2 separate regions of the Homo sapiens genome follow, and region 2 is linked to region 1. A link is a loop called in an ENCODE intact Hi-C map of the cell type or tissue named here. Cell type or tissue: Panc1. All regions are shown on one strand. Links, peaks and the distances in the headings refer to the core of each region. The heading gives the core; the rest is flanking DNA.

The links. Hi-C counts contacts between places; a loop is a spot of excess contacts. Peaks named below come from ENCODE experiments on the same cell type or tissue, not always from the same donor. Only the 100,000 strongest peaks of a DNase experiment are listed, where the experiment ranks them.
Region 2: a loop joins it to region 1, with 3 times the contacts of the local background. A loop is called at or near these places in 5 of 110 quality-filtered maps.

What each region holds. Positions count from the first base shown.
Region 1 is chr5:141,090,486-141,101,209 of GRCh38, reverse strand. It overlaps PCDHB2 (protocadherin beta 2), which reads right to left and starts at 6,595. Exons shown (of 1, transcript NM_018936.4): 1 at 2,507-6,595. The coding sequence starts at 6,419. The coding sequence ends at 4,023. PCDHB3 (protocadherin beta 3) reads right to left here and starts at 737. Exons shown (of 1, transcript NM_018937.5): 1 at 1-737. The coding sequence starts at 560. It also overlaps PCDHB@. In Panc1, for the core only: CTCF peaks have their summits at 6,449 and 6,648; no DNase peak of the experiment used is centred there; H3K4me3 peaks cover 1,440 bases; H3K27ac peaks cover 1,326 bases.
Region 2 is chr5:141,171,622-141,182,345 of GRCh38, reverse strand. PCDHB7 (protocadherin beta 7) reads right to left here and starts at 9,702. Exons shown (of 1, transcript NM_018940.4): 1 at 5,963-9,702. The coding sequence starts at 9,510. The coding sequence ends at 7,129. It overlaps PCDHB8 (protocadherin beta 8), which reads right to left and starts at 4,556. Exons shown (of 1, transcript NM_019120.5): 1 at 1,807-4,556. The coding sequence starts at 4,311. The coding sequence ends at 1,906. It also overlaps PCDHB@. RefSeq lists an enhancer at 7,102-7,732. In Panc1, for the core only: CTCF peaks have their summits at 4,303 and 4,559; no DNase peak of the experiment used is centred there; H3K4me3 peaks cover 529 bases; H3K27me3 peaks cover 2,361 bases.

The DNA.
Region 1 (10,724 bases), core at 1,806-9,805:
TCCCTACGACTGCGAGTGAGTACGTGGAAGTGGGAATTCGGAGTGATAGTGTAGTTTTGGAGGCTGTTTCTTCCCACATCCAAGTCCTCAGCATTTCCCAAAGGAATTACTGTTCCTGGCAGAGTGCTTTCTAGGATTTTCAGATGCATTTCATTTTCAAAGAATACCGGAGAATGGTCATTTACATCTATGATACGGAGCTCGTTTGTAACGAATTGCAAAGGGTTTTGCAGTAATATCTGAAAATGTAGTATGCATGGTTCTGTGGGGCCGCATAGCTCCTCCCGGTCCAATTTCTCATTCAGGAGCAAATCACCTGTCTGATGACTGAGCTGAAAATGCTGTTTGTTCCCTTTGGACACAACTTGGGCCCCCCTCGCGGCCAGTTCCTCTACCCTTAGTCCCAGATCCTTTGCTAGGTTGGCTATTAAAAAGCCCTTCTCTTTTTCCTCAGCCACAGAATAGCGTCTTGACTCGGACCCAGCCAGAGACCCTCCCAGAAAAACAAAGAGAAGCAAGACTTGCCTTTGTCTAAGAAATCGCTCTCCTCCCGCCTCCATTGCACTTTCCGTCACGCTCTTCCAGGGAATGTCGCCAAGCTGAACCTCAGACAGAGCTGGGAAACAGTCTTTTGCCCCACAACCTTTGTAGACGGCCTAGTGAATAAGCCTTTCCAGAGGCTCAGACTTGCTGGCTCAAAAATCTGCCTGGGCTCTCAACCGCTGGTTTACCACACTGGATCCGTGCGTCACCGAGCATGCACAATGCCTGTGGTTTAATTCGCCTTCTTAGTCAACAGCGCCACCATGCGTTCGCTTGCAGTTACAAAATCTTGGAGAAGGTGTTTTTATTTTGCTTTATCGATTATTCTTATCAACCCTAGTTGACGCTACTGGAGGAGTTTCTCATGTTATATGAATTAAATAAATGCAATCTAGGGAAATAAAATGCACTTTTATCTACGAGCAGCGATTCTTCCTGGTAGAGTCCTCATTTACACGATTTAACGGAAGTGTACACATACTAGTTTACCCCTCCCCTTTTGTAATAATTACACACAAACTTCAAAAGATTTTTGCTCTAGATGATAGCATGCTTCACTATCCTATTTATGTTTTTCTTTTTTTCCTAAACTTTGTGAAATGAGCCCGAATTGCATATACCAGAAAAACACAAGGAAAAGACACCTCCTGCAAGGTGGTAAAAAAGAAAATATATCATGTCAGAGGTGGATCCAGAGGACTACAAATACCTAATTTCTTCCAGATTATCATGCTCAAGGAACACTTAAAGTGCTTTCTCTTCTTATTTCAGAGCAAATTTACAATTATTCATTTCATCTGTATTAGTTTATTTCCACAGATAATTGTTGAGTTTGTAGAAGTTAGGCAAGTGGTGGTAACAAGACAATGTCTGTATATCTTACAACAATTTTCCATCTAGTGGGTGTACAGTCTTTAAACAGATGTTTAAACAGTGTGAAAAGTGCTACATAGAAAAGGTACTGAGTGCACTGAAAGTATGCAATACGGGGACCTAACTTAATGGAGAGTGATTAAGAAAGTTTCCCCCAAGGTGCACCATTTAATCTGAAACATGAAATAGGAGAAGTGTGCCAGGCTAAGACTGTAGAATGTGTGAAGGCCCTGAGAGAGCAAAGCATAGCTATTAATAGATAATGAATGAAGTACAGTGAATACAAAACTTAATGTCTCAAGAGTAAGTGGAAAGGAAGGCTGAAAAGGTAAACCAAGGCCAAATAATGGGCGCTTGGATTTTATTATTCTAAGAACAAAAGGAAGCCATTGCAAGGTTGTTGGTACAGAAATAAAACAGTGCAAATATGTGTTCAATGTAGCCGCTTTTGTACTTCTACACAATTATCAAGAATGTTTGCTCTTAATACTAGTGATACTAAAAATAACAGCAATTTCACTTTTATGTCTTTATATTGAGTATAACTGCAAGCTATTCAAATACCTGCTATCATTTGGGTAGAAGAAAAGAAACTTTGTGACTCATCCAAAATCCTACAGGTAATGAGTTGGTTGATCAGAGACTTTTGATACCAACACAGCGCTCTACACCATTGCTAATCTCAAAACAAGACCTTCAAAGTTAATATTAAAATTTTAATAGGATAGCTCATTCAAATGTATGTAAAAATGATATAAAAATATAAAGATAGACTGAGTAACATTAAGAATTAAGATTTGTTTTAATGTATGGATCAGAAAGTAAACTGCAAGAAATGAAAACAGTTGGGTGAGTCATTTAGGGAACTATGGAAGGAAATTTAAGTAATAAAATTAAAAGCCATCTGTATTCCTTAAGCCAGTGGACAGGAAAGGAGGCTCAATTTAAGCATTAAGAGAAAAAGTAAAAATATGTTGAAGGAAAGCGACAACAGAATGATAACTGCATGTTCAAACAATGGTAACCAATTCAATTAATAACAAAATTATAATTCATTGTACACCAAAGAGTATTTGATTCCAGCAAAATGTTTTCCTTTAAGTGTTCTAGTTTATTTAAATATCAATATATCACAGGTAAAATACTTTTCTCTCTTTCAATCATTCAAAAATTTTATTAAGAGCCTATAATATTCCAGTGACTGTGTGAATCATTCAATAAATGAGGGAGCTGTTGAGAAACAGAACTCAAGCACCTTTATAAAAAAGCATTGAAAAGTCTAGGGAAATGAAAGGGGGAAAAATAGAAGTAGTCAGTGCAAAAAAATAGAGTGAGTGGTGCTAGATAAATTTTTCTCCCTAAAGGCTTGTTTCTAAGTGAATCCTAAATGCTCCAGAAAATTTTAAAAACAGCAATACCAAGCTATGTTTGAGGGTTCTAAAGGTAAAGGACAAAGACATGTACTCCCTCAAATTTTTTGGATTTTAATGAAGTGCTCAAAGTTAATAGGTTATTAATAATTTTAAAAGATTTTAAAGGGGGGGACTGGAATAAGCAGAGGGCTCTTAAAAAAACTATTTGAAAGAGAAAGCATGATGAATTAGCATGCCTTTGAAAATTGCTAGACATGTATTATTTATCTACATTTTTGAATATTAATGATTGACTTTTGACAAAAATTTATTAGAGCACTTATGATGTTAGTGCCTTGTAGAATCCAACAGTTAAAATTCTTACAATCTCTAAAGACTAATACTTTTCATATGTCAACACTTGAAAGAAGTATACATATTGGACTGGGGGGCGGTGGCTCACGCCTGTAATCCCAGCACTTTGGGAGGCTGAGGTGGGCAGATCACCTAAGGTCAGGAGTTCAAGACCAACCTGACCAACATGGAGACACCCTGTCTCTACTAAAAATACAAAATTAGCCGGGCATAATGATGCATGCCTGTAATCCCAGCTACTTGGGAGGCTGAGGCAGGAGAATCGCTTGAACCCGGGAGGCAGAGGTTGCGGCGAGCCGAGATTGCGCCATTGCACTCCACTACAGCCTGAGCAACAAGTGCAAAACTCCATCTCAAAAAAAAAAAAAAATTACATATATTGAAAAACGTAAGGACGGTGCTTGCTATATTATTCATAAATATACCTATTTAAAGGGTTAGCCAATGTGAATTCACAGGATAGAATTTACACTAGCCTAAGAGGATATAAAAAACACAAATATTCTGGGCTGGAAAATATAACTCATGTAATGATAACAAATATTTTCAAATGTAGGACTTCAAAATTATCTAGGACCATAGACTGTGAGGTCTGGAAAAGATGCTCTAACTTAAAGATTTCTGAAAATACAAAATTTACTTTTACACTTTAAATGCAATTAAATTGCAATGAAACTAACCAACAATTAGAATACAAAGAAAATTTACATTTATTATACCGCAAAAAAACTCATACATTTATAAATACCAGTAACATGCATAGAATTGGAATAAGATGGTTACTTTCTAATAAAAGGAGACACCTCCAATGGGCAAAGCAGTAAAAAAGGACTTTCCACAAATTAAACGAGACTAGCCTCAGTAGATCCTTATTAACACTTAAGTGAATTCAAAGCTCTTCCTGAAACTGGGATTTGCCTCGCTAACCCTCTCTGCACCCTGAGCAACGAAGTTGGGGATAATTGGCTTCAGGAACTTGAACTCATTTGTCCCGGAGCCTCCAGTCAGACACACCTCGTACTGGTAGCTCTGGGACAGGGTCCCGGTGCCGCTCACGTCCACCATCTGCCCTGGAAAGGGGCCCTCGGGCACCGAGCAGCGACCCACCGAGGCCGCCCTGCTCCTCCTGCACAGCCGCACCGCCACGAACAGGAGCACCGAGAAGAGGAAGAGCGAAGACACCGAGGCCAACGCCACCACCAGGTAGACGGTGAGCAAGTCGGCCTGGGCCTGGGCCGGTGCCGCCTCCGGGAGCAGCAGGTAGGGCTGGGAGAAGCCGTCCACCAGGAGCACGTGCAGCGTGGCGGTGGCCGAGCGCGGAGGCTCGCCATTGTCCTTGACCAGCACCACCAGCCTCTGCTTGGCAGCGTCGCGCTCCCTCAGCAGCCTGGCGGTGCGCACCTCGCCATTGTGCGCCCACACGCCGAACAGCCCGGGCTCCGTGGCCTTGAGCAGCTGGTACGACAGCCAGGCGTTCTGGCCCGAGTCGCCGTCCACCGCCACCACCTTGGTCACCAGGTAGCCCGGCTCGGCCGCCCGGGGCACCAGCTCGGTGCAGGGCGCGGAGCCGTTCTGCAGCGGGTACAGCACGAAGGGCGAGTTGTCGTTGGCGTCCAGCACCAGCACGCGCACCAGCGCCTCGCTGCTCAACGCCGGGGAGCCGCGGTCTGCGGCGCCCACGCGGAACTCGAACGCCTGCAGGGCCTCGTAGTCCAGCGACTGGAGAGCGAACAGGTGGCCGTTGTCCGCGTTGATGGAGACCAGGGAGGCGAGGGGCAGGTGCGGGTCCTGGGGCGGCAGCAGCGAGTAGGTGACCTGGGCGTTGGTGCCCGAGTCTCTGTCTGTGGCGCTGACGCTGCCGATGTGCAGGGCGGGGCTGTTGTTCTCGCGGACGAACAGGGTGTAGGAGGTTTGGGTGAAGGCGGGGGCGTTGTCATTGACGTCGGAGACCAGCACGGTTATGTTGTGCTCGGTTTTCAGCCTGGGTGTCCCGAAGTCGGTGACGGTGATGGTGATGTTGTATTCGGATCTGGTCTCCCGGTCCAGGGCCGTGCTTATCACCAGAGTGTAAAAGTTCTCAACAGAAGGTTTCAAGAAAAAAGGAAGATCATCTTGGATGGAGCACACCATCCTTCCGTTGTCTCCGGAGTCAGGATCTGAAACGCTGAATACAGCAATGAGGGTGTCCTGCAAGTTTTCTGGGATCTGATTGATAAGTGTCGACATAGTTAGTTCCGGAGGATTGTCATTCAAATCCATCACTTGGACAAATACCACACAAGTTCCAGATAGGCCCCCACCATCTGTCGCCTGAATATTTACTGTGTATGTCTGGATGGATTCGAAATCCAGTTTCTGTCTTAAAAGCAGTTCTCCCGATTTTGCACTTAATCGAAACGTTTTGCGAATGTCTTCAGATGCTTGGGAAAATGCATAAGATATTTCTCCATTAGTTCCAATGTCTAAATCCCTGGCAGAGACGATGGCAACCTGGGATCCAACGGGGCTGTCCTCCGGGATCTGCACCTCATAGAGCAGCTTTGCAAACTCTGGGACGTTGTCATTGATGTCCACAACTTCAATCCGTACCAGGGCCGTGCCGGACCTGGGTGGACTCCCGCCATCTAGCGCTGTGAGGGTTAACCTGATCTCAGGCTGCTCCTCGCGATCCAGGGCTCTGTTCAGCACCAGCTGTGGTAATATTATGCCATCGAGACTGTCTTGTAAATTAAGATGAAAGTGGAAATTGGGACTGATTGTGTAATTTTGGAGACTGTTGGTTCCTACATCCAAGTCCTGGGCACGTTCTATTAAGAAAGTAGTTCCAGGAGTGATACTTTCTGGAATTTTCAAAAGTATTTCTTTGTCTAGGAAAACTGGGGAATGATCATTTACGTCCCTAATCCGTAGCTCCGCCTGAAAAAACTGCAAGGGATTTTCTAGTAACACCTGGAAAGGTAGGACACAGGGCTCTGTGGGGCCGCACAGCTCCTCCCGGTCCAATTTCTCATTTAACAACAAATCCCCGGTCTGCCTATCGAACTGCAAATGCATTTTTTTTCCTTTGGAAACGACCCTGGCCCCCCTCACAGCAAGTTCTCCTATCTCCAGCCCCAGGTCTTTTAACAAATTGGCCACAAAGGAGCCACTCTCCGTTTCCTCGGCCACTGAATAGTGCCTAGGCTGGCAACTAGCCTGAGCTATGCCCAGCAAAACAAAGAATATCAGGACTTGCCTTTGTTTCGGAACGCGCTCCTTCCCCTCTCCGGCCTCCATTGCTTTCTGGTCTCTCACCAAACGTGCTCCAGCTCTGGCTCACGTTGTCGCTAACTCTATCTCCCCGTATCTCGCTGATACTGGGATGAGTGGACAATCCTAGGGCCCGGATTTCCCGGAGCGACCGCCTTAGAAAGCCTCCTCTTCCTGCTTGCTGCTTCTTTAGCTGAGTATCTGGGTAAGGGAGCGTCGGCTGGGTGCTTTGTTTCTGCTACTTCTAAGGCTGCAGCGCCACCCCGCGTCTCTTCCGAGTATTTATTTTCTCCTAAACTTTAAGAAAATCCCAGTGCTTTCTTTCAGGCTGATGGCAATCGAAATTGAGTATTTTCAAGTAGTGTCTCTCAGTGTACCGAAGTCTTATTGGCGTTTCGAAAGGCTCTTCATTGCACCCATAGAGACAGGGCAAGAATAAATAAATCTTCACTTCCCTCACAAATCCAAGCTTTTTTTTTTTTTCAAACTGGAAAAAATAAATTTCAGAACCTGGAAGGGAGTGATCTCAGTCCTAGCATGCTTCGGAAAGAAGGCTTAGACTAAGAAAGTTCTATTTTTATTCAGAGTTTGGGCATGTGTGCAACTCAGTGGTGGTTAGATTACCATCATCACACTCAAACCCAGCTGAAAAACAGAGACCCAGGAAAAGCACAGAATCCAAATAAGAGTATTTTAATGGGCACTGAAATAGTCTCCTTACTCATATTTCTTTCTTTGCACTGCTCCCACTTCACATTTTCCTGAACTTTGATGTGTCTGAGCCTCATGAAACTCTCCAAGAGCAGCCAGATATTTCCTTATTGTAAATGTATCAATATTATTTTCCTTTCTAATGCCTAGGAGAACTTTCAACATAACCTCAATTCAATTACCACATCTAGCAAAGAGCAATTTCATAATATTAAATAGCCAGTAAATATTCCAGTTTCCCCAATTATCTTTAAAAATGTCTTTTCAGTGATGGTTTCTTCAATCTGCTTCCAAACAGGGTATATATGTCATTGTTTGTTGTTAGGTTTTTTAATTTTGTCTTTTTGTTTCTTTTTTAATGTTAATATAAAGAAGTTATCAAGCCACAGAATGACATGAAGGAAACTTAAATGCATATTTCTCAGTGAAAGAATCCAGTCTGAAAAGGCAATGATACTGTATAATTCAAATTACATGATACTCTGAAAAAGGCCAAATTATAGAGACATTTAAAAGACAAGTGATAGCTAGGAAGAAGAGGGAGGGGGATGAAGAGGTTAAACATGGGGTACTTTACGATACTACAATGGTAGATACATGACATTATGCCGTTGTCAAAATCCACAGAACTATACAACACAAAGAGTGAACACTAAACTATGAAATTTAGTTAATAATTTACCAGTATTGGCTCATCAATTGTAACAAATGTACCACAGTAATGCAAGATTTTGATAACAGGGAAACTTTGAGTGGGAGAAAATCGGTATGTGAGGGGAACTGTTTGTACTATTTGCTCAATTTTCTGTAAACTCTAAGGCTGCTTTAAAAAATAATTTTACTTTGGGAGGCCGAGGCAGGCAGATCACGAGGTCAAGAGATCAAGACCATCCTGGCCAACCTGGTGAAACCCCATCTCTACTAAAAATACAAAAAAAATGAGCCAGGCATGGTGATGGGTGCCTGTAATCCCAGCTACTTGGGAGGGTGAGGCAGGAGAATCACTTGAACCCGGGAGGCGGAGATTGCAGTGAGCTGAGATCATGCCATTGCACTCCAAGCCTGGTGACAAAGCGAGACTCCATCTCAAAATAATAATAATAATAATAAATATTAGGATGTGTCTCTAAAAGATCCATTGGGTTAAAAAATTGGGGGATGAAGAAAAAAATTAAATATATAGAACAGTTAAAAGAACTATACATAAACTACAACTCTAACCTCCATCCAAACTTAACAATTGTTTATATTTTACCATATTTGTTCTATCTTATTCTGTACACACACCCGCTTTTCTGATGACTTATATGAAAGTAACTTGCAGACATCATATTTCACCTCTAAATATTTCAGCAGGTATCACATAATTATAATATTATCTCATATAATCATAATGGTTCTATCATACCTAAGAAAATTTAAAAAAATTCTACAGTTATCTAAAATCCAGCCCCAATCAAATTTCACTGTCTTTCCATTATCTTTTCCTCAATTTTGATAAGAATTCACACTCACTCAAGTTCCTTTGACAAATGCACTTACTTTTTTAACTATTTGTTATAAGGAATGTCTTAGAAACTTTTTCAACCAACTTTGATAATTGTATTTGGCTATTAGATCTATTTACTCTAGAATACTCCCCCATCTTTAATGACATTAGATTTCTGAAGTGTCCAGACTAGTTGTTTTGTAGGATGTCCTACATTCCAAATTTGATTGTTTCCTCATGGTATCATTTAACCTGTTCTTCTATCCCCTGTATTTTCAGAAAACTGGACTGGATGATTTATTAAATGTAACAATAGCATAATATTTTAAAAAGCTCTCATTTATCATCTTGTAACTGGCTAAAAAAAGGATAATCACAGGTTCCTTTTCTTAACATTTAGAAAACAAATGCCTATCTCTACCTGTTGATATTATTTTTTGCTTTCCATGATTATTACTTTTATATGGATGTTATAATAATTCAAAATATGTTAATTCATTGACATTGAGCATTAAACAAATTCATTGAGGTGAATAACACCCAAGGTCCAAGTCTTTAAAAACAGCTTTTTATATAATCTGCAAAACCTGATTAGGGTCCGAAATAGATGTAGTGAAGATCAGTTATATCATACAGGCAAATTATAACTGGTAGGTTACTCGAAATTTTATATTTAACCAGGTATATGGCTATTTCCTTTGGACAGGTTTTCTGAACTAAAGCAGTTATGGTTAATTTGGGATAACATAAAGGAGAGGAAAATAGGTAATATGAAGAAAATAACATAATCTCTTCTCACAAGCTGGAGAATAGAAAACTTAATATCTAAGATATTTCAGAGGATACAATAACCAAGAACACATTAGGTTTTATTGTGAAAAAAATTTTAAAACCTCTCATGTTGTCATGTGTCCTCACAATTCAGAAGGTTTTACCCATCTTTCATTTCAATGCTATTAACACACCTAGAAATAGAAGTAAGTTTCTCTTTTTCAAAGATTATATAACCAACACCAATATTTTATATTCGTATATAGGTTTCCAGCTTTAAATGCATTATATCCGCTATGCTATTTTAAATCATTTATTTTCTTAAACCTTGATGAGAATACACCTTCCTTCTTTACAAATGCTCTTATTTTCTTAATCTCCTTTAATAAGGAATCATATATATTAGATTATAATTTATAGCATATTTATAAGTCTGAATGAAATATGTTTACATATAGTAATTATTTATATTATAATGAGGGGAATCTATTGCATAATTTAAAAATTATGTTATTACAGTAGGTTTAATTTCTTAGGTTTCGCTTTACTTTTCATATGCTGCACAAGCAGAGACATTATCCTAGGAGTCACTTTCATAATTTTGAAGATTCATTTAATAAAATCTAACATATTAAAATGTTACACAAATAATTTCATATACAGGAATAGAAAAATATTTTCAAAAACATACCAAAAATGAAAGCAAGTCATTACAGTCTTATTACAAAAGTACAGCCATTCAAAAACTAAATAAGAACACATTGTTTGAGTATCTGTCATAATTAAGCTTGCCTCTCTCTTTTTTGGACTAAAGGGTGATTTGATCTTTTGACTGCCATGAGATGAAAATTACAAGAATTAGGAGAAAGGGTAGTCAAAGGGATTTACATGACCATTTTCCTATCAAAGATAATGCCAAATGATATGGAGATATTATCCCCACTAGTATCCCTCTTTCAATAGAGAGGGATCTTCAGCCTTTCAATGCCTTCTGCCCACAAGCTGGCTTTACTTACTCAGCCATAAGATGGCAGAAGAAGGAGGGGTTTTCAGTGATCTAACACTAAGATTCTGCAGAAAATATAAGAGAAATATTCTAGGACAAGAAGGGAGTGTTCTGGCATAGTTTATTACCCTAATCTAGTGTGAAAATTGGGGGCATATTCAACTAATTTACTTTTACCTTATTGAGGATACAAATAAGTTTCCCCATAATCTATCAAGACATACATTTCATGAAGCTCAAGCAAACAAGATTTCAAAATAAAGGTCGGCTACACGTGGTGGCTCACACCTGTAATCCCAGCACTTTGGGAGTCCAAGATGGGTGGATTGCTTGAGTCCAGGAGTTTTGAAGACCA
Region 2 (10,724 bases), core at 1,139-9,138, 82 kb before region 1:
CGTCATCTTAACCTGCAGCGCCACCACGCGTTCTCACTGAGTCTTTTACTGTGGTTGAATATTGGAGGCAAAATACTTCTAAATGTACTGAATAGACTATGTAATACAAAACACTGAGTTCTATTTTCATGTGACTTTCGTGTATACAGATGGAGCTCTGTGATGTTGTACAGGGAGGAGTACAAAGAGAAGACTGTCATTTATGTTATTGACTGTTTAATGCTGTTGAGATTAATGATTAAATAAAATTCAATGAACATTTAACCAGACATAGAATACACACTTAGAAGCAAAATTTTTCTGAAGTAACATGAGAACAGTTTCACAAGTACATCTTTTTCATGGTACCTATATAGACACTATGAGTAGACACTGCAAAATTGCAATCAGTGGTAGTTCTAAAGAGTATTTAACAATTGCTTTATTAAAGAATAAATTACTTCCTTTTCTTTCTGACACCTAACCCTGAGAAGTGTGAGTTTTTACAACTTTCAAGTTATTGGAAAATTCATTCCCAAACAAGCAAATCTCAAGGTTGGGTCTGCTACACTTTTGGATTCCCCCCACCCTTTTTTCATTTCAATGGCTTTTAATATATTCAGAGGTGTGCATCCGCCATCACAATTTTAGAACATTTTCATCTCAAGAGAAACCTTACCTCTTTTAATTATCACCGTACCCGTTCTCCCATCCCACTTATAAACATATGTGTGTGTGTGTGTGTGTGTGTGTGTGTGTGTGTGTGTGTGTAGGTTAACTGAAAAAGACTGAAGAAAGAGAATAAGAAATTCAAGAAATGAAACTATAGGTTAACTCTACTTCCTACTTAGACTCATTTCTTTAATAATGGATATGGCACGTAGAGAAAGTACAGGACTATAAATCAGGTTAATTCGCTCATCATAAAGTTCATTTGTAGTATCTGTCCCAGCATACTTAGAGCTTTGATAAGAACATGGGTATATTTGTGCAGAGTAGTATAAACAAACTATAAACTAAAACTTATATTTTCACATGAGAGTTTAGTTCATGGAGTAGGAGTAGGAATAACATAAATTTCACTTCCTTAGTTAGAAAAACAATGCTATCAGTTAATGCCTGACCATATAGCATATTGGCTAGACTTAGATTATATTTTAAATTTTTACCTTTATTATTTCAGAATTATAAGAAAGTTAATCGTTTTTTGTGGGGGGGAATGAGGTCTCACTCTGTCACCCAGCCTGGAGTGCAATGGCACAATCTTGGCTCACTGTAGTCTCTGTCTCCTGGGCTCAGGGGATCCTCTTACCTCAGCCTCCTGAGTAGCTGGGACTACAGGTTCGCAATCACACCTGGCTAATTTTTGTATTTTTGTTAGTGTCAGTGTTTTGCCCCATTGCCCAGGCTGGTCTCGAACTACTGAGCTCAAAGGGTTCAGCTTGCCTCAGCCTCTCAAAGTGTTATGATTACAGGTGTGAGCCACAGCTCACAGCCAAGTTACCTTTCTAAGCCTCAGTTTTCTCATATTTAAAAAAGGGGATAATATGTCAACTCCCTTAGGACTTGGGGAAACATTTAAAAGGCAATAAATGTAAAACATTCTCTACACCACTTTTAACTAAATTTTACCTAGATTAGAAATCAAAAAATAAAGGCTTAAAAAGATCAGTTACATTAATTTCTTCACTTCAGATCTGTGCATTTTACTATGTACATTTTAACAAAAATTGCACTGTTAAAGAATTATGATTAGAGTCCACTGGATATACTAATGAAGAGAAGATGAGATATCATTTTTTAAAACAGTGAAAACAAGACAAATACTATGGGCAAATGTAGTGTAATTTAAAATTTATGCTAAGTTGACAGAAAACCATTCCTTTGAATTGATCATAAAAATTAAAATATATAATATGAAATCAATTACTTTAACTGAAGGCTGAAACCAAAGCCATTCCTAAAGTTAGAGTTTTGTTCCATTTCTGGCCCAAAAGAATGGCCCTGAATATTAGGTAATACTGGTTTCAGGAGCTGGAACTCATTCGTCCCTGAGCCTCCTGCCAGGCACACCTCGTACTGATAGTTCTGAGACAGGCTCCCGGTGCCCCTCACGTCCACCAGATGCCCTGGAAAGGGGCCCTCAGGCACTGAGCAGCGACCCACCGAGGCCGCCCTGCTCCTCCTACACAGCAGCACCGCCACGAACAGGAGCACCGAGAAGAGGAAGAGCGAAGACACCGAGGCCAACGCCACCACCAGGTAGACGGTGAGAGAGTCGGCCTGGCCCTGGGCTGGGGCAGCCTCCGGAAGCGGCAGGTAGGGCTGGGAGAAGCCGTCCACCAGGAGCACGTGCAGCGTGGCGGTGGCCGAGCACGGAGGCTCGCCATTGTCCTTGACCAGCACCACCAGCCTCTGCTTGGCCGCGTCGCGCTCGCTCAGCAGCCTGGCGGTGCGCACCTCGCCATTGTGCGCCCACACACCGAACAGCCCGGGCTCCGTGGCCTTGAGCAGCTGGTACGACAGCCAGGCGTTCTGGCCCGAGTCGCCGTCCACCGCCACCACCTTGGTCACCAGGTAGCCCGGCTCGGCCGCCCGGGGCACCAGCTCGGTGCAGGGCGCGGAGCCATTCTGCAGCGGGTACAGCACGAAGGGCGAGTTGTCGTTGGCGTCCAGCACCAGCACGCGCACCAGCGCCTCGCTGCTCAAAGCCGGGGAGCCGCGGTCTGAAGCGCCCACCCGGAACTCGAACGCCTGCAGGGCCTCGTAGTCCAGCGACCTGAGGGCGAACAGGTGGCCGTTGTCTGTGTTGATGGAGACCAGGGAGGCGAGGGGCAGGTGCGGATCCTGGGGCGGCAGCAGCGAGTAGGTGACCTGGGCGTTGGTGCCCGAGTCTCTGTCTGTGGCGCTGACGCTGCCGATGTGCAGGGCGGGGCTGTTGTTCTCGCGGACGAACAGGGTGTAGGAGGTTTGGGTGAAGGCGGGGGCGTTGTCATTGACGTCCGACACCAGCACGGTCATATTGAGATGTGTTGTCAGCCTGGGTGTCCCTAAGTCAGTGACGGTGATAGTGACGTTGTACTCGGCTCTGCTTTCTCTGTCTAGTGGTGTCTCTGTTAGTAGGGTGTAAAAGTTCCCCACAGAAGATTTCAGGAGGAAGGGTAGATCCTCCTGAATGGAGCAACTTATTTTCCCATTTTCTCCTGAATCAAGGTCTGAAACACTGAAAAGTGCAACCACAGTTTCAGGCGCATTCTCAGGTATTGGGCTGGTAAATGCAGACATGGTAACTTCTGGGGCATGGTCGTTCACATCTATCACTTGAATCAGAACGGTGCATTTTCCAGAAAAGCCTCCAGCATCTCTCGCCTCGATATTGACTTCATAGGACTGAAATTTTTCGAAATCAAGTTGTTTCTTTAGTCGAATTTCTCCTGTCAAGAAATCGACCTTAAAAGTTTTGCTTATCTCATCTGAAGCTTGGAAAAGTGAATAGGAAATCTCTCCGTTGACTCCTGTGTCTACATCCGTGGCAGAGACCTTCACAACCAGGAAGCTTATTGGACTGTCCTCAGAGATCTGCACCCTATAGAAAGGCTGCTCAAATTCAGGGGCATTATCATTGACATCGACAACTTCAATGTAGACCTGAGCAGTGCCAGATCTGGGCGGAGAGCCACCATCCAGTGCTGTGAGTGTTAACCTGAGCTCAGCTTCTTCCTCTCGGTCCAGCGCTTTGTCCAGCACCAGCTCTGGGTATTTCCTGCCATCACTGCGTTTGCGGGTGAGGACCCGAAAATAGGAGTTGGGGCTGATTATATAGTTCTCAATATTGTTTTGGCCTATATCTAAGTCTTCAGCATTCTTCAGAGGAAACGCAGTCCCAGGAGGACTGCTCTCTGATACTTTCACCAACATTTGTTTGTCCAGAAATACTGGAGAGTGGTCGTTTATGTCTATTACTTGCAGCTCAGCTTGAAAAAACTCGAAGGGACTCTCTAGCAACACTTGGAAACGTAGCACACAGGGCTCTGTGTGACCGCACAGATCCTCACGGTCCAATTTCTCATTTAGCAACAAATCCGCGGTCTCCTGATTGAGCTGCAAATGTAGTTTGTTCCCTCTGGAAACAACCCTAACCCCCCGCCTGGAGAATTCCCTCTGCTCCAGACCCAGGTCCTTTGCTAAATTGGTGACAAAGGAGCTGCCCTCAGTTTCCTCCACCACAGAATAGCTTCTAGGTTCCGCCGCGCCCGCCAGAGATAAGCCCAAAAGGAGAAAGGAAAAAAGGACTTGCCTTTGTCTGCAAATGAGCTTCCCGCTGGCCTCCATTGTTCTTGCTGAATTCAGCTTCCTGGGAGGACGGTTCTGTGGGACTGTAAAGTCCCCAGTATCTGAGGCTGTGGTTTTCTACAGATACCTCAGAAATATGCCAGTGAGTAGTCCTCTCCAGAGGACCCAGCCGTCCTCCCTTTGGCATCCAAGCTCCCCGTGGACTTCCAGGTTCTGCTGCTTTTTGCCGGTTAATGGAGCTGCAGCTGCGGTTCTGGTTTGTGCCTTCTTATCCTGCAGCGCCACCACGGGTCCTCACAGGATCTTACATTTTGTGGGATGATAATAGATGTAATATTCCCAACTCTGCCTGTATGTACCCTGGGACTATGTAAAGTTACAACACCACGGTTAATATCGCCGGACGTTACTGAGCAGACAACTGCCCGAAGGAGAAATTGCGTTAGTCTTTCAACAATGCTAACTGAGTTTTGGGCAAAAAGGAAATATTTAGGTAACAGTCTAGCTTGGCAAAAAGAATTTCAAATATAATAGTAGTTAACATGGGCAACATTTAGATCTTTATAGTTTTATTTCCATGAACCATAGGAATAATTAGTAGCTGTGAACCTCGAACAAATTATTTAATCTCTCTGCTTTAATTTCCTCATCTGTAAAATGAGGATAATAATAGCACCTACCACATAGGGCTGTTGTGATTTCCCCACCTTACACATGAGGAAACTGATTCAAAGAGAGATTAAGCTTAAAAATAAACTATGTACCCGGTATATGGCAATTTGATACCACCAGGTAGGTGACTCTGCATAAATCCATTGCTATAACTAGAAAAACACCTCAAAATTACATGGTAGAATAGTACAGGAACATGACTATCTCAGGTAGAGAAGTTATGTCAAACAGTGAAGGTAAACAGGGAAAGGCTGGAGAGCTTGTCTAAATAGAGACAAAATGTGTAACAGCAGTGGTGATTTTATTTCTGGGGAAGCGTGTCCTTTTTTGTTACCTCTATTTCTCTTCTAATAGCATCAATTTTAAAAAGCTTTTATTTTGATATTTTTCATATCTCATAAAAGGAGAGGAGTAAAATTAACCTGCAATTACTCAGTACTAGCATCAACTATTATCAATGTCTTGCCATAATTCTTGACGCTATCCCTCCAACATCTTTACGTTCCAGACAAACTGAATTTTCACCCACAAATACTTCATTGTACATTTCTTTAAATGCATAATAACTTTAAGTGACTCTAAAAATACCCTTAAGTACAATGCCATTATTATACCTAAAAAATTCAGTTAATATTACTTAATACCCATCTATATTCAAACTCTTCCAAGTGTTTCAAAGTCATTGCTGATGTTTGAATGAAGATCCAGACAAGATCCACACATTACGTTTGATTGGTAGATCTCGTAAGATCTTTCCTACTGTAGACTTCTCTCCTCCTGTTTTTCATGCTATTTATTTGTTGGAGAAATTAGATAATTTTACCCTAAGACCATGAAAGCATTTTAAGATTTTACTGCTGTGAGGTTTTTTTGCCTCTAGATTCTATCCCACCAGTGATATATAGTAATACTACCTTTATTAGAGTTACCAGCACTAGTTTATAATATTTTCAGAATGCAACCATGCAAAAATTATCTAGATATTTTAAAAATAAAAATCAGTTGTAAATTTTTATAAAAAACAGTGCTTCTCCTTAACTTCCGAGAATTTCTAAAAATTTAATGATCATCTATGATTCTCTTTGATATTATGCATTTAAAACTAACTATTCTTTTTCTTAAATTTTCCTGATTCAATAGTGCACTATAATTAATAGAAAACTTTTAAAAACAAACTTTCAAATCAGGAAAATGTATTACAAATGTTAAGTATGGGTGACTGCAGAAAATCTACAATATGAAGAAAATAATTAACTAATGATGCAATCAAAATTATGTAATATTCCTACTCAGGACCATTAATCTTTTTTCTGGGAAATGAAAGTCATATGTTCTGAAGAAAGGAGAAGGCACAGGTTGCCCTTTCAATTTTGTTTTCCGCTTGAGTTTGGACAGATCAGAGCATTAGTAATAATAGTTGAAAATTGACCCAGAAAAGCAGGACTTTTGGTGTATAAGAAAATAAAACCATAGATAAATATGTACATTATTATTTCTAAATATAGAAAAGATTGGACAGCAGTATAAATATGATAAAAGACTTCTCCTTAATTAGGCAGAAACTTGCCAGGTGATATCTAATGACAGAAAACAGTATGGAATCGGAGCAGGGTCACTGACCCAGAGTCAGACAGATCTGGGATGGATGCTCAGTTTTGTCACTTATTAGTTAGTGGAACTTAGTGAACTTACTGAATCTCTAAGACCATCTATTTGTTCATTCCTAAAATACCATGCCTCATATGCTTCTTCTCAGATTAAAAGTGTTAAAATAGTGTATGATGCATTAAAAGCATTTTTTAAAAATGCTTAAAAAGATACTCTACAGTCTATGCTTCTGAGACTAGGGTAGGTACACTCATACAGCTTTCTAATCAACTCAGGAAGTCTCAGTAGAGATTGAAAACAATGGAAAGCAATTTAAAATATCTCAAACAAGACTTACATTTAATAGACTGTATATTAAGCATAATTGTTTGACATAAAACATTACACATATACATTTCATGCTTTGTGAAGGGTTCTTGATACTAAATCAGGATCCTATTTTATGTATAGAAATTTATTGCTTGACTTCAAGAGTACATATTTGAAATGATGTAAAGACACTCCCTTAAGGGAACCTCGCAATAAGTTCCTAATCAGAAACGTATTCACAGACGCGGATTTAGTTTACATTCTTTATCAGAAACCCAAATTATTCTGAAATGGGCGATTTTCTTCCACTTCCCTGCCTGTGCTCTGGGGTAGCAGGTTGGGGATAATTGGTTTCAGAAACTTGAACTCATTTGTCCCGGAGCCTCCAGTCAGGCACACCTCATACTGGTAGCTCTGGGATAGGGTCCCGGTGCCGCTCAAGTCCACCAGATGTCGTGGAAAGGGGCCCTCAGGCACCGAGCAGCGACCCACCGGGGCCGCCCTGCTCCTCCTGCACAGCCGCACCGCCACGAACAGGAGCACCGAGAGGAGGAAGAGCGAAGACACCGAGGCCAACGCCACCACCAGGTAGACGGTGAGCGAGTTGGCCTGGTCCGGGGCCGCCTCCGGGAGCCGCAGGTAGGGCTGGGAGAAGCCGTCCACCAGGAGCACGTGCAGCGTGGCGGTGGCCGAGCGCGGAGGCTCGCCATTGTCCTTGACCAGCACCACCAGCCTCTGCTTGGCTGCGTCGCGCTCGCTCAGCAGCCTGGCGGTACGCACCTCGCCATTGTGCGCCCACACGCCGAATAGCCCGGGCTCCGTGGCCTTGAGCAGCTGGTACGACAGCCAGGCGTTCTGGCCCGAGTCGCCGTCCACCGCCACCACCTTGGTCACCAGGTAGCCCGGCTCGGCCGCCCGGGGCAACGGCTCGGTGCAGGGCGCGGAGCTGTTCTGCAGCGGGTACAGCACGAAGGGCGAGTTGTCGTTGGCGTCCAGCACCAGCACGCGCACCAGCGCCTCGCTGCTCAGCGCGGGGGAGCCGCGGTCTGTGGCGCCCACGCGGAACTCGAACGCCTGCAGGGCCTCGTAGTCCAGGGACCTGAGGGCAAACAGGTGGCCGTTGTCCGCGTTGATGGAGACCAGGGAGGCGAGGGGCAGGTGCGGGTCCTGGGACGGCAGCAGGGAGTAGATGACCTGGGCGTTGGTGCCCGAGTCTCTGTCTGTGGCGCTGACACTGCCGATGGGCAGGGCGGGGCTGTTGTTCTCACGGACAAACAGGGTGTAGGAGGTTTGGGTGAAGGCGGGAGCGTTGTCATTGACGTCGGAGACCAGCACGGTTATGTTGTGCTCGGTTTTCAGCCTGGGTGTCCCCAAGTCGGTGACGGTGATGGTGATGTTGTACTCAGTGTTCCTCTCTCGATCCAAAGGTTTCTCTGTTACCAGAGTATAGAAGTTTTCGACAGATGGCTTCAGGATGAAGGGGACATCGTCCTGGATGGAGCACACTGTCTTTCCATTGTTCCCGGAATCTCTGTCTCTAATCCTAAAAACAGCCACGACTGTCTCGGGTGAGTTTTCTGCAATTGGGCTAGTAAGTGAAGACAGGAGCAGCTCGGGTCGATTATCGTTTATATCTGTTACATCAACCACTACAGTGCATTTTCCAGAAAGCCCGCCGCCGTCTTTGGCCTGAATAGTTAATGTGTAAGTTTGAATTGCCTCATAGTCCAATTGCGCTTTAAGATGAAGACTGCCAGATGTTGGATTGATTTGAAACGTTTTGAGAATTCTTTCAGTGGCGTAAGAAAATGCATAGGCTATTTCCCCATTACTTCCGGTATCTAAATCTCTGGCTGACACGGAGACAACCATGGAACCAACGGGGCTATTTTCGGGCACCTGCACCTTGTAGAGCGACCGCACAAAATCAGGGGCGTTGTCATTTACGTCTAGAACCAGAATGCGCACGAGGGCGGTCCCTGATCTTGGAGGAGAGCCGCCGTCTAAAGCGGTGAGGGTTAAACTGAACTCTGGTATCTCTTCCCGATCCAGCACTTGATTCAGCACCAATTCGGGATAGATATTCCCCTCCCCGCTATCATGGACATTAATATGGAAATAGGCATTGGGGCTGATGGTGTAGTTACTCAGGCTGTTGGTTCCAACATCTGAATCCTGTGCACTCTCTAGGAGAAATGCCGCCCCTGGAGTGGTACTTTCTAATATTTTCAAGGAAATCTCTCTGTCTAGAAATACTGGAGCGTGATCATTGATGTCTCTGACCCATAGTTCAGCACGGAAAATCTGAAAAGGTTTTTCCAATAACAACTGGAAAGGCAGCACACAGGGCTCTCTGGGGCCACACAGTTCCTCTCGGTCCAATTTCTCATTTAGAAGTAGATCACCAGTAAGCGAACTGAGCAGTAAAATTTGCATGTTCTGGTCTGAAACAATTCTAGTTCCCCGGGCTCTCAGTTCCCCTACCCCTAACCCTAGGTCTTTTGCCAAGTTGGTAAGAAAGGTGCCTCTCTCGGTTTCCTCCGCCACAAAATACCGAAGCGGTTCGGCGCCAGCCCAAGACATTCCCAGAAATACACAAAGAAATAAGACTTGCCTTTTCTGCACAGCACGCTCCACTCTGGCCTCCATTCTTCTTTGGATCAGTCTTTCAAAATGACTTTCACTCAGCCTCCAGCGGCTCTCACAAATGGCAGCAGCGGAATCCTTTGAAATGAGCTGAATAATAGCAATGTTTGTGGGGAAGGATCCTCATTTTACCCCAATTCCTATTACCACTGTTTCCTTTCCTATGCTTTTCTCTTCAGATTGCCTCTTTGCTCTGGAATCTGTAACATCCTTTCTTTGTGAAATTATTTTTCTCTCTCTCTTTTTAGCCAGCAGCGCCACCTTGCGTTTTGTGGATGTTATTCCCGTTATCAAGACTAGAACAAAAAGATGGCGGATTGAAGGAATTCTGCAACAAGAATGATTTGTCCCCGGTATCTTTGCTGTTTCATTCCATCTTTATCCTCAAATGGTCACAGTAATGCTAGTAAGTAATAGCTGATGTCGTTTTCCCCTGTGATAATCTGGATTCGTAGAAGAATTAATTTATAGTCTTCTTAAATCTAGGAGCATGAAACTAAACTCTGACTCCCCACCGAAATCCTAAGAAAATCTCCTATTTTAAAAATGGATAGTAAAAATATATATGAGAAAATGAAACCTCCTCCTTGAAGTCAACAAATATTGGTTGGGGACATTTTATTTATTTGTAAAGTATTTAACAATAATAATGTGAATATGGCAGAATAATTGACCCTTTTCCCAATTTCTTGTGAATTAAACAATTATTCCACTTTCCAGGTCTTAACTCTTTACCTGTGATATTTCTTGGAACACTTTATGCCTCCCCCAAACCCAACCTTCATCCTTCACCTGATTTAAGTATTACATAAGAAATTATTGTTCCTCTATAATTTCAGTGACTAGAATCTCCAATGTCCAATGAATACTCTTAAAATTAGTAGTAGCAAGTTGGTCAATCTTGCATTTGTGGAAGTGCTTCTAGCATTTCATCTTCAACTATGATGGTTGATCTCAATTTGGGGTAAATATTCCTTTTTTGAATCAATAAAGTTTTCTTTTTATTCTTTCATATTTTGAAGTGATTTTTGATAGCTGTTGAAATAATACATTTATTCTTTAGTTTCTAAATTACTGAGTTATTGATATAAATGACATTTAACCATAATGTATTATTGTTTTAGTGCACAGATAGATATGATGTGTCAACATGGTTTTAGGATTTTTCTAGTTAATGTTGTTTACCTAGTGCGTGTTTGCCTTTTATGGCCTTGGTA